2 separate regions of the Homo sapiens genome follow, and region 1 is linked to region 2. A link is an interaction called in ENCODE POLR2A ChIA-PET data of the cell type or tissue named here. Cell type or tissue: K562. All regions are shown on one strand.

Region 1 (2,500 bases), 150 kb after region 2:
TGCCAGGAAATTTGAGTCCTCCTTAACGTTTCTCAATATTGTGGTTTTGTTTTGTTCTTTCTCATTCATTTGTCTTTTAATTTTTGGCTTCCGTTTTTTATGGGCACCTAATTGTGTGTGTTCTAAAAATTGAATTGTGCTTCTGTTCTTATTGATGGCAGCTAACCATCACTGTGTAAGTAGGCAGGATGTGGAGGTCTACCTAGGAGAACTCGCTTGCCTCTGCTTTTCACCGACGCAGGCCCGGTGGAGATGCTCCAGCGGAAGCCAGGACTTGTCTCCTGGTGGAGTCCACCGGTTTCATTCATCAAAAGTTTGTTGGGCTCTCTGCACACACGTTGTAAAGAGCACTGCAGGCAGTGCACAGGCAGGGCTGTGGGAGCTGTGGGCGTGGCTCCCGCCAGGGTGGAGCTGCACCCTCCATGGGGAGTCATGGTGCATGTGCACAGCTGCAGAGAGAGGCTGCAGGGCAGGAGAACCTCGGGAACCCCGTAGTCTCCGCTTGCCCTGACTGTATGAAGAACATGCTCCATTTGGGTATCAGTGAAACTGCACACCAGGGGGGAACATTCAAATCGTGAACTCCAACATCATCCAGCAGAAAAGCTCCGAGCGATGGGCCACTTTGTGCCTTGCTGCCAGCCCTCCGCTGGGATCACGCTGCAGTGTCCTTTGAAGAAAAGGCCTGGGATTTGCAGAGCCTGGAGAAGGCTAAATTTCCAACTAGATGAAAAAAAAAATTGCCATTTTATGAGAACCTTTGGGCAGTCTGGAAGAAAAACACCAAGATGAAAAGCCCTATTTTGAGAGCTCCCTTGCCTTCAAGCAGGGGCCGCTGGCAGTGGAAACCGGCTGGGGATCGGGCTGATGGCAGAGTGAGGTTCAGGCTGGGAGCGGGCATGTGGACAGGTCCCTCCCTGCAGATCCACGTCTGCCTCCCACTCGCAGATGCCCCTGTGCCCAGCGCACCGTAGGCTCACTTGGTCAAACATCAGGGGCATGGCAGGGCCAACAGATAAATGGATTTTCCCGCAAACGTACTAGTCATTGATGGGCAGCTGTTTTTCCCTCTGTGGCCGTGTAGCCATGCTCAGGCCATGTGCAGGATGAGGAATTCCTGAAGAACTGTCTGCACCCAGGGCAGAGATTACGGGGTTCTGAGGTTCCCCCGCCCCGCGGCCTCTCTTGGCGGCTGTGCGTGTTCAGTTGCCTTCATTGAAACCCAAGCATCCGTCCTCGGCTGCCACCGACACAGGTCAAGGCCACCCAGGAGGAGACACTGTGGGGCCCTGCCCAGTTCTCACGGGTATCGCATTTTGGCAGGACGTGGACCCAGGCAGGACTGGGAACGATGACCCTCAAGTCCAGGTCGGTTCCCATGTGTGGCCTTCAGGAACTAAAATCATCAGCTTTCAAATCAAACAGGTTTCATCTGAGCTACTGAGACGTCACGGGCTGTCAGTAAAGGCCATGAGGGCCCCCTAGGGGCAGCAAAGGCCGTGGGAAGATGCAGGAAAGAGTGAGTGGGAAGGCAGGGGTGTGGCGGGAAGGCAGGGGTGCGGCCGGAGGGCGGGGTGGGGCTTGCAGGCTCTCCCGCCTAGTGTCTCAGCCACTTGAAAGTGAGCTGTGAATAGGCATCACTCCACTTTTAGGGATGCAGGACAGTAGAGACTGTGTGTTGGTGGCATGTTTCAGAAATGAGACTTCTCCACGTCGGTGGGGAGGGGTCTGCCCTGCTCATGGGCCCTGGGAGCGGAATGGCCGACGGCCGGTCTCTGCTCACCCAGGCTCGCTCCGCCCCACGGAGGATTCCCCAGTTTCCTCGAAGGGCACTTGCCTACCGAGGTCCCTGCGGCTGTGACTTCCCTGTCATGCTGCTTCCTAAGAATCCAGAACAGATTCAGGTCAGTGCGTTTCGAGGCAGCTAAGTACAACGGCAGCGTCTGTCCTTAAACTTGAGTGCAGAGCCAGGGTCACCGCCGCCCGCTCGCAGCAGCTGACTGGTGTGAACTGATGGGGTGGACATAACCTGGCTTCTCAGGTGGGGCTTTGCAGGGCTGGCTTGCTCCAGGCTCCCTCCAGGCCACCTTGTGCAATGGTTTCACCTCGTCTTATTCTAGTGCAGGTTCGCCCCCTGCCTGGCTCCATCCTTCTTTTCAAAGTCTGGGCACAGAATGGAGGCCAGCCCACGTGGTTATCTGGTCTCCACACGTGTCTCTGGGTTTGTGGGGGTGTTGGCTTGCAGACCAGGAGCAGCTAACAAGGTCTGTACCTTGTTTCGAATTTTGGACTGAACTGTCTGGAATTCTTGGACGTTCTCAAGCTAACTCAGTTGCATGAATTTAGAGGCAAAAGGGTGGGGATAATTTTTCCCTTGGATTTGTCAGTTCCAAGATGTATAACTTTAGTATTCCAGAAAATAGATTTATACCAGATCGGGAATTTCTCTATTTCTCTCTCTCTCTCTTTGCTCTCTCTCTGTCTCTCCTCTCTCTCTCTC
Region 2 (2,500 bases):
GAGACGAGGTTTCTCCATGTTGCTCAGGTTTGCCTCGAACTCTTGAGCTCAAGTGATCCTCTTGCCTCAGCCTCCCAAAGTGCTGGGATAGCAGGTGTGAACCACTGTACTGGGCCCCTACAGGAGCAGTTTTAAAAATCACAAATTAGGCCAGGCACAGTGGCTCACCTCTGCAATCCCAGCACTTTGGGAGGCTGAGGTGGGTGGATCATGAGGTCAGGAGTTCAAGACCAGCCTGGCCAACATAGTGAAACCTCATCTCTACTAAAAATACAAAAAAAAAAAAAATAGCTGGACGTGGTGGCAGGTGCCAGTAATCCCAGCTACTTGGGAGGCTGAGGCAGGAGAATCACTTGAATCCAGGAGGCGGAGGTTTCAGTGAGCTGAGATCGAGCCACTGCACGCCAGCCCAGGCGACAGTGCAAGACTTTGTCTCAAAAAAAAAAAAATCACAAATTCAATTATTTAAAAATATATCCAGATTTTCTTTTTCCTCTAGTTTCAGTTTTGGTGTTCTGTGTTTTTCTAGGAATGCATCTATTTCACATAAGATTTTTTATGTATCAGCCTAAGGCTGTAAGTGGTACAAGGATAATTACTAGCTTTGATGCAGCTTGGGCAGGGTGGGGACGGCCTCTGTCTCATTCCCGACGTGGCTGCCTTGTGCCTCCTTTCTTTTTCCCCATTGGTCTCATTGGAGTTTTATCAATTTTAATAACCTTCTCTTAGAATCAGCTTTAGATTTTGTTGATTTTTCTCTAGTGTCTGCTTCCTTCTTTCTCTGCATTCTTTTGAAACTGGTAAAGTTTTGATGAAAATTATGGACATGAGTCACAAAATGTTGGTGATTTGGTGCAGGGCACAGAGGTGTTGGGGGGTCATATGACTGAATGGAGACACAAGGGGGCTTGCCAGTCCCAGCTCCTGGGGGTCCATGATATTCATTTTGTTTACTCCTGCAACTCTACCTGTACATTATTATAGATTTCACTGCTTCAAGAGTGTTCCTACCCTTTAACCAAGTAATTTCATTTCTGAGAAATAGGCTGAGCATATCATTAGCCAAGAGTCAGGCAGATATGCTGTTGTTATTCATGCAGGCAGCAGGGAGGGGATTTACCAGGTCATGCGTATGAACCATCCAAGGGAAGGGCTGCAGGCTTGGCTGCCTCCAGGAGCTCCAAGGGGCTCATCAGGCTTTTCTTTATCTCCTCTCTGCCTTCGTCTGGGCTGTCATAGATAAACTCTTCTCATTTGGTGGCAAGAGAGCCACCTGCAGCAACAAGTTTGCAGCTGGCATTGTGTGAACTCGGCAGCTCTAACAGGAAATCGGATCTCCCTTCCAGCAGTCCTTGCACTATTTTGAGACGTGCAAGTGTCTCGGGACCATGGCTTGGGTGATGAAATGTGATTTCTGCACTTTTTTTTCCCTTTAACTTTGTATTTCAGGCATAAAGTGGTAAGAATCCATACTACAAAGATTCCCATGTACTTTTCCATTCCCCAAATGTTAAATGTGGCCACGTTTGCTTTATCCTTCTCTCCTCTCTCTCCCCCTTGCTCCTCTCTCCCTCTCTCCCTTCCTATATCATAAATTTTCACACCTATCTTTATTCCTTTTCTTCTACTTTCTGCGGGATTAATTTTAGTTCTTTTTCTGAACTCTTGAGATAGATACTTGGGTCATGATTTTCCATTTCCCTCCTGGTATATGCATTTTAAGGCTATAAATTTGCCATTAATCACAACTTTAACTGCGTCCCACGAGCTTTGATGTGTCCGGATGTTCATTATCAGTTTAAAATGTTTCTAGCTTTCCTTGTGATTTCTTTTTTGACCCATTGGCTACACAGAAGCCTATCACTTACTTTCCAAACATTTAGGGGACTTTCTAGTTATCTTTCCTTCCAGAATATTCTGTTGGGATCATTTTCCTTCCACCTGAAGAACTCCCTTTAGTATTTCTCTAAGTTCAGATCTGCTGGTCACAGATTCTTTCAATTTCTGTTTGCCTGAAAACATCTTTATTTTTGTCTTTAATTTTGAAGAATTGAGGGAGTTGAGATTCTGAGAACAAAAGTTTGAGGAGCTCCCCGACAGGCCCCTAGGGAAGCTTGGAGGGTGTTGCCGGTTAAGTGTCGGGGCTGCAAAGAAGACTGGTGTCCTGTGGTATAGTGGGGTGCAGGGACACACCACGGGCCAGGTCCGAAAGGGAAGCTGCCTTGCAACTCCTCGGACGAGGATTTAGGATCTGTTCTTAGGATGGGTGCAGAGGCGCTGGAGGTGCCAGGCATGGCTGCAGTAAAGAGCTGGCACATCTTGATCTCCAGATGTGTAGTGCTAGCTCTTTACCGCAGTACCTATCTTGAAATCCCTGGGACCCTGGGGTTTTGGGGTACCACGACAGCAGATCTGCTCCTCCTGGGTGGGCTGGAGGCAGGTCAGGGGAAGAGTGTGTGGCTGCATGGCCCACGGGGGCTGCCCTTGGTTTTCTGCCCAG

Evidence for each region. Peaks named below come from ENCODE experiments on the same cell type or tissue, not always from the same donor. Only the 100,000 strongest peaks of a DNase experiment are listed, where the experiment ranks them.
Region 1: POLR2A ChIA-PET joins it to region 2 with 7 read pairs; 4 of 35 experiments call an interaction of 5 or more read pairs at or near these places.

Annotation. Positions count from the first base shown.
Region 1 is chr1:3,905,903-3,908,402 of GRCh38, forward strand. All of the region lies in intron 2 of LINC01134 (long intergenic non-protein coding RNA 1134), which reads left to right. Among named protein-coding and RNA genes, the nearest start is that of LINC01134, 6.7 kb to the left of the region's middle. RefSeq lists a silencer at 1,540-1,599. In K562, CTCF peaks have their summits at 1,486 (motif pointing left) and 2,129; DNase peaks (open chromatin) are centred at 409, 1,539 and 2,190.
Region 2 is chr1:3,758,781-3,761,280 of GRCh38, forward strand. The region is part of intron 4 of CCDC27 (coiled-coil domain containing 27); the gene reads left to right. Among named protein-coding and RNA genes, the nearest start is that of CCDC27, 7.6 kb to the left of the region's middle. In K562, no CTCF peak of the experiment used is centred here; a DNase peak (open chromatin) is centred at 1,161; H3K27me3 peaks cover 431 bases.